2 separate regions of the Homo sapiens genome follow, and region 1 is linked to region 2. Evidence: chromatin contacts called from ENCODE Hi-C or POLR2A ChIA-PET data. All regions are on one chromosome and are shown on one strand. The core of a region is the stretch at or near the end of the contact, and the rest is flanking DNA. Distances in the headings are between cores, read along the strand shown. Region 1 overlaps BRD10 (bromodomain containing 10). Region 2 overlaps ERMP1 (endoplasmic reticulum metallopeptidase 1).

Region 1 (4,087 bases), core at 139-2,638, 150 kb after region 2:
TCTCATTATCTTGCATTTGAAAAACGTATCTGAGGCACAGGGCCTGCAGGGGTGAACACGAAACTCCATAGCAGCTCAGATTACAGTCAGGTCACATTGCTAACACTTATGAGAGGAGGTTTTCAGTCAAGCCACAGAGGTTACAAGAAGAGTTTTATCTCCCAGCAAGAACCTCTCCAAGGCTGTCACACTCCCTCAAGTTAACCTTTCATTTAATATAATCCATGGCAGAGCTACAAAATCACAGATCTCAGAGCTGAAAGGGACTAAAAATGTGTAATTTGTCCAAGCCTTAGCCTAGGCTAAAGAGACCTATCTCCAATTCATATAAAAGGTAATTAAACTAACAGAGGTAAAGTGACCTAAGATGACACACTGCTAGAGGAAACCACAGAACCCAGGACTTCTCCTACTATATTATATTCTTTTTAAAAGGGTCTTTATAACAACACAAAAATAAAGAAATCTAACAACTGAACTTGTATTATAGTTTTAGGATTCAGTTTATATCTAAGCTTTCATTTTTATTAAATGGTAATATTAAAAGGTCCTCTCTTCAACTCAACAAGCAGCAATGTATGTATGTGGTGGGAGTGGGGAGGCCCTGTAGAGATAAAAAAAAAAACTCCATGACCGTATCTCAGAACTACATAATAAATCATTCCTTACTTTACTGATACTTCAAACTAGAAATTATGTCCTTTGGATAGAAATTCAATAGGTCTAAAAGATATTTACTTGCTCCAAAAAAGGACATAAGGTAACATTAAAAAATACAAACAATATGGTAGATTATATTAAAAAGCAAAGCAAAAGGAAAACAATGTAGAAAAGTAAAAATGAATAGGTCCAGACAAAAGGGATCACACATTCACTCCCGTTCTAATAAAAAGATCCTGTAATTTATTATAAAAATAATAAGTGAAATACTAAATGCATGGTATAAATTCAAAATTTATATTGTATTTAAACTAAAATTATAATGGCATCTGCTAAAACTATGCAGATGGGAAAATTTCTTTTTATTTCTTATCATCACCATACCAGCAACAAGGACTACTTAAAAACTTGCAAATAAGGATATCACTTGTGACATGAAAGCCAAATTAGTCTGATAAACAACCATGTGATTAAACACAGATGTTTCTCTCAATGAACTATATATATTTTTAAGGGAGAACTATATTAATTTTAAGGGGGAAGAACTCCTGCTGTTAAAAGTGAAACAAAAAGCGGAGGTTAAAAATATTCATTTTAAGAGGGAGCAATTCAAAATAATGATATAATCAAAACATCTTAATACAGTAAGCAGTTAAAAAGCTGATTAAACTAACAGAGGTAAAATGACCTAAGATGACACACTGATAGAGGAAACCACAGAGAATCGCTTGAACCAGGAAGTCAGAGATTGCAGTAAGCCAGGATTGTGCCACTGCACTCCAGTCTGGCGGCAGAGCGAGACTCCGTCTCAAAACAAACAAACAAACAACAACAACAACAACAACAACAAAACCCTAATTTTAATTTTGGTTTCAATTTGTTATGTTGCAGTACTTTATTTCTTATCCCTTAGTTTCTCCATTGGTTAGATGGAGAAGTATAGTTTTTTCAGAGGTATGTTAAGGATCAGTGAGTTTTTTCTTATGTTTGAAAACAATGTAATATAAGTCTTAGCAGCTGGATTCTGGAGTTCTTCTGCAAAGCAGCCTTTAAAATCAATCATGCATATGAAATGGGAGCAAGGGCACACTGCATGGAAGATTTTTTTTTGGTTATTGTTGAAAAGCAGACTTAGGGTAACTAAGGCTGTTAAATTATTTTTAAAACTTATGTTATTGAGACTCAACACATTAGTTTTTAAAAATACTTCCTGTAACTTTCTGTCATAATTATGTACAAAAGATAAGTCATATAACATTAGATTTCTCTCTTAAATGTTAAATGAAAAGACTTTTTAGGAAAAAGTAACTATTAGGAAAACTGATATTCACTTTTCAGTCTAATAGTCTTTCTTTGATTACAAAACAGATAAAGGAAAAAGAATTTTACCAATTTAACAAAGTCGTAAGTAAATGTTAAAGTTGATATAAAAGCTTAAATCACCAATATTCTATAATTATCACTAAAAAATCCAACAATTTCCCCTACATGACAAATATATAATGCATCATAACAATACAACAGGGATAAACGTAAGTTTTCACTCTCATCAAACATAATGATGCAAATACTATTACTTGGTTTTCCACTTTTCAAATTCTTGTAGGCTTAATCATGTGCCACTTTCATTAAGACCAAATCCAAGATTTATTTCAAGGTTTTAAGTAAATGGAAAGAGTGCTAAGGGTCAATAATAGATGTTTTTATGCCATTTTTAATTGATTTTCCTATTCATAATTCAGTGTTTTTCACCAGAAGCGACTGACCTGCTTATTTGAAAACAATAAAAATGGCTAAAACAGTAAGCTGTATCATTCAATCCTCACAACTCTACAAGGAAGGTACTATTATTACCCCACTGTACAAATGAGAAACTGGAATCATGGAGAAGTTAAATACCTTACCCCACAGAGTTAATCAGTGGTAGAGCTGGCATTCAAACCCAAGTAGGTAGCCTGGTTGCAGAACCCTTGTGTTTAACCACTATGCAGATTACTGGTACCCACTGAATCAAGGTCTTTTGGAGGATGAAACCAACAATCTTCATTTTAAATAAAGGTATCACATTATTTTTATACTATCTAAAGTTTGAGAACCACTGACATAACTCTTAGGAAAAAGTGGCACACATTTGGTTAGACCCTTTACAATATACAGTCGTCCCTCGGTATCCGTGGGGTACTGGTTCCAGGACTCACCTCTGAACCCTGCGGATACCAAAATCCAAGGATGCTTAAGACCTTGATATAAAGTGGTATAGTATCTGCATATAACACATCCTCCCATATACTTTAGGTCATCTCTACATTACTTATAATACCTAATACAATATAGTTGTGATATAAATTGTTGTTATATCATATTGTTTAGGGAATAATGACAAGAAAAAAAATCAGTACATGTTTAGTACGGACACATTTAAGAAAATATTTTCAATCCAAGGTTGAATGCACAGATGCAGAACCTACAGATACAGAGGGCTGACTGTACACACACACACACACACACACACACACACACACACACACACCCCCACCCCACCCTGCCACACATACAAATCCAATCCACCATTTGAATGCTCACAGTGTATACTCTAAATAGGAGTAGGATGATTATTTTCTAAACCTGGGTGCAGATATTAGGTGTGTATATAAACATGGATTCTTTCTGAAGCAAATAGGGGGGCAAGTTCAAGTTCTAGCTTTAAAAAAAGTCAACAAAAACATTGTCAAACTAAAAAGCAGCTGAGGTCAAAACATTTTTAAAAACTCATTAGGACTTAAAAAAAAAAAACTTCACAATTTAACCCTTTCATTTATCTCTATCTAAGCATGCTTTCTGTCAATTTAAAGAAGACTGGTCCTTTGGCAAACTGGTCAGGTTTTACAAAAGGGATCTATTATCTATCCAAAAACAGGTTCATTATTTTCAGAAGCAAGATATTTCAGAATGAATAATATGAAGATCTTCTGACTAAATATTTCTATATTTTTATGTTTAATGCTAGAAATGTGATATTTAAAACACCTTGAACAAAACAAATAATTTACAGAATCTGAGGTGCTAAATACCATATCGCTAGAACTTTTGGGCAGGGAATGAATTCACTTTATTATATAATAGTCTTCTTACATGTGGAAGACTCAAATAAAGTAACACACTACATAAAATTATTTTGAGAGACAAAACTAAGTTTTGCATTTAACAGCAAAGTTTACTAGTGACTAGCACTATCTCCTATTTTATTAATGTGTGTATTTGAAGCAAATGATCTATTTCCCTGTGAGACAGTTGCCAAGTTTCTTTATGAGTAATGCCGTGGTATTCATATTGTAAACTAGGCATAAGAACCACTGTTTTCATGAGACTATTACTCCTCTCTATCCTCTCTCTCTCTCTTCTTCCCTCTCTGTTTTCTCTCCCTCTA
Region 2 (3,685 bases), core at 160-2,659:
AACCTAGGTGATCTTGATTCCACCACCCATCCTATTTCTTCTCATCCAGTCCTTCACTGCCAAGCTATAAAATCTTCCCAGAGAAAACAATTTTTTTTTTTCTTTGAGAGACAGAGTTTTGCTGTTGTTGCCCAGGCTGGAGTGAAATGGCGCGATATCGGCTCACCGCAACCTCCACCTCCCGGGTTCAAGCAATTCCCCTGCCTCAGCCTCCCGAGTACCTGGGATTACAGGCATGCACCACCATGCCCGGCTAATTTTATATTTTTAGTAGAGACACGGTTTCTCCAGGTTTGTCAGGCTGGTCTCGAACTCCCGACCTCAGGTGATCCACCCGCCTCGGCCTCCCAAAGTGCTGGGATTACAGGCATGAGCCACCGTGCCCGGCCACAATTTTTGAGATAGATGCTTATTGGCTATTATATTAGTTAGAAGGGCCACCTTTTCTAACCACTCAGGTTTCTAGAGAAAAGATTTTTAAAATTTGAAAAAACAAAACTACTCTTCTGAGTGCTTTATTCCACTAAAAAAAAAAAAAAAGTTTCATAATGATAGAAAAAATAGTACAAACACCACTGAACTTGTATATTAAAGGATGGCAGTTTAAATGATAAGAGTACTGATATGGTGACAAGACTTGAGAACAAACTAACCTTAAGCAGAAAAATAATGAACCAACCTGATCAGAAAGTGCACTGGAAGATACCAAGGAAAACCACAAAGAGGTGCATTCTCCTCACAGTGAGCTCGGATACTATCATTGATCTCAGGAATGTGAGGGGTTATGTGAGAAATTCCAGTATAATCAAACCCATTGATCCATATTCCAGAGTCCCGTTTAACTGCATTTCCTTCCAAGTCATGGAATGTTCTAGTCATATGCTGAAAAAAAAAGACTAGTGAAAAAACTGTTTCAACTAGTACACCCACATTCCCACCCCAGATTACAAAAATGGAGTATGACAATACCAAGAAATGATGTGGATATGGAGCAAGTGAATAAGACACTGAGAGTTTCTAAGGTACTGCTAGCGTTCTTTATTTTAAACTGGAAAATAGATATATAGATTATTGTTTTATTGTATCTTCCAAATATATTTAGGATTCCTATAAAATGTTTTTGAAACTTACTATTTCAGACTTAAAAGACGTTAATGTTAGAGCTGCTTTTAGATAAGGATTTAAAACAAATACATCCTAAGCACATATATACATACACACTCATTTCCCTATTAGTGTTTTATGAAGCTAATTCATGTGCAGAGAAAAGTGGGAATTGCAGCTCACCACTAGATGACAGCCTTGTGCCTAACAGAATTCTATGAAAAGGCACCGTGCTCCATTTGAAATAACTTTATTCACGGCAGAAACCAGCCTGAAGAATACCAATCAGGAAAAAAACAAACAAAAAAAAACACTGCATAGGGCAGGAGCCGGCAAACTGCAGCCAACAGGGCAAACTGTCCACTGACTGTTTTTATATACGAACCATTATTTGAACATGGCCACACTCATTTGTTTGGGTATACTCTGTTGCTGCTTTCGCTCTGTTTCACTGCAACAGACTGTATTGCTGACAAAGCCCAAAATATTATCTTGTCCTTTACAGGAAAAGTTTGCCAACTTCTGGCACAGTGGAAGAGAACCCCCAAACAAATCAGAAAATGACTTTTTAAAAATAAAAATCCTGCTTTTCCTAAGTATTACTGACATAATTATAAAACTTAATACATCATGAAAAACACACTGAACCTCCTAAAAAAAAATCCGTTCTTCACTAAAGGTTTTACAAATTGTAAAATCTCACATAAAATTTATCACAGTGTCCTTCAGGACTATAACAAGGAATTGTTATTTGGCCCCTTTTCAAAACCTCCTAAGTGTTTTTAATTTTTTAAGTCCTTGAATAATTATCTAGGTATAATTCCTCTGGCATTTCTGTTTGGCTAGATTAGGTTAGATGTGACTCTTGCCCTTAAGGGTATATGTTATCTTGAAGCAGGATCTTTCACTTACAGAGTATAAAATACAAATAAGAATTATGCAAAATATACAATATGTTAGTATGTGTTCACAAACATGAGAAAGGGATGGGTATAAGGCATAAGATAATTTGTGTAGTATGAGAACTTTTAAAAACAATTTAGAAAAACTAACAATTTAGCCATCTCTAACAGAGATGACTAGAATTGAGGCTTACTGCTTTATAGTACCAGGTCTAAAAAATTTGAAGAAAAAGTTGAGATCTAAAATAAGTCCTCAAACTGGCCAGGTGTGGTGGCTCACACCTGTAATCCCAAGCACTTTGGGAGGCCGAGGTGGGTGGATCACCTGAGGTCAGGAATTCAAGAACAGCCTGGCCAACGTAGTGAAACCCTGTCTCCACTAAAAATACAAAAATTAGCCAGGCGTGGTGGCGAGCGCCTGTAATACCAGCTACTTGGGAGTCTGAGGCAGGAGAATCACTTGAACCGAGGGGGCAGAGGTTGCAGTGAGCCAAGATCGTTCCACTGCACTCCAGCCTGGGCAACAGACCAAGACTCCATTTTAAAAAAAGAGAAAAGAAAGTAAGTCCTAAAACTCACTTTATTAAACCCTTTCTAAGTTATAGTTTCACTATCACATATCACTTTGAATGTTACTTAAGATTAATTTTACTAGCACTTCTAAACATCAATTTTATTTTGCCAGTTGACAGTTTAGATTTTACTCAGCCTGTATACATTTTTACAATCTATATTTCTAAAAACTCATTATTCCATAATAAATATTTGCTCCTGTTTTTCCAAATAGATGCAGTTTTATAATTTGAATAGTAATAAAAACAAGCAAACATTTCCAATTCAGTCTCCTGGGAGATATATGTCTAGCTGATAAGAATGCCTCTTGACAGTCAGTCTTCTCCTCACTGCCTTACACACAAAAAAGGTGAGTATGACTAAATAGGTCAACAGCAGAAAAGTCAGCTGCGCTTGCTATTCACTACTGAAGCTCAAAACACACAGGGCTTCCTTTCCAGATCTCAAATACCTCATGCAAAACTGCTCACCTGAAGAAACACTCTCTTTGGCTTCGGATTAGCAGGATTGGAGCTATATGGAAAAAATGTTCCACTGCAAACAAGGAGGAATGTAATTGCACATACCAAAGTTAAAGTTAGCATGGTTTTTTTTGTGCTCTTGGCAAGGTAGATGAAGTTAATCTGAAACACAAACCACAAACACAGAAATATTACAAATTCATTCTAGTGGTGGAAAGGTGTTTTTAACTAACTTTATTTTTAACAGTATTACCTAACAGCCCCTGAAGAAAATTTATCAGCAGGTGCTAGCATACTCTAACATCTAGTAAACAAAGCACTAACTCTAGGAGATTTCCATTGCAGGTGAGAACCTAGAAAATGACAGATGCCTCCAATCTGCCATGATGGTGCCACCTTTTTGGCATGCAGCCAAAAACCAAGAGGGAAAAAGGAAACTCAGGACTGTCGCTGTCCTTAATGTGCGAAAAGAACAGAAATGTAGATGTAATGGATTATTCATTAAATAACCAGAGATAAGCTTTAAGCTTAGGCAGATCTGTTTGGACAAAACTCAAATTCCACTCATAATGCTTTAAAATATGTCAAAATACTAAATTCATCTCAACTGGCATAGAGATGTACCTTCAAGACTCTGCCAGTGGA

Evidence for each region. Hi-C counts contacts between places; a loop is a spot of excess contacts on that map. ChIA-PET counts read pairs that join two places held with the same protein, here RNA polymerase II (POLR2A). Pooled maps may share reads with other maps.
Region 1: a pooled map shows a loop between it and region 2 (2.4-fold over the local background). The contact joins two enhancer-like sites. A Hi-C loop is called at or near these places in 1 of 168 maps with a recorded cell type or tissue (PC-3) and 3 of 50 pooled maps. POLR2A ChIA-PET finds 5 or more read pairs at or near these places in 1 of 52 experiments (activated T-cell).

What each region holds. Positions count from the first base shown.
Region 1 is chr9:5,947,888-5,951,974 of GRCh38, forward strand. All of the region lies in intron 4 of BRD10 (bromodomain containing 10), which reads right to left. Among named protein-coding and RNA genes, the nearest start is that of MIR4665, 58 kb to the right of the region's middle. Within about 2 kb of position 1,389, at least 6 of the 41 ENCODE cell types and tissues checked have a DNase peak (open chromatin) inside an H3K27ac peak, as active enhancers do.
Region 2 is chr9:5,798,127-5,801,811 of GRCh38, forward strand. ERMP1 (endoplasmic reticulum metallopeptidase 1) reads right to left here. Exons shown (of 15, transcript NM_024896.3): 11 at 3,050-3,202; 12 at 680-882. Among named protein-coding and RNA genes, the nearest start is that of ERMP1, 33 kb to the right of the region's middle. Within about 2 kb of position 1,410, at least 3 of the 41 ENCODE cell types and tissues checked have a DNase peak (open chromatin) inside an H3K27ac peak, as active enhancers do.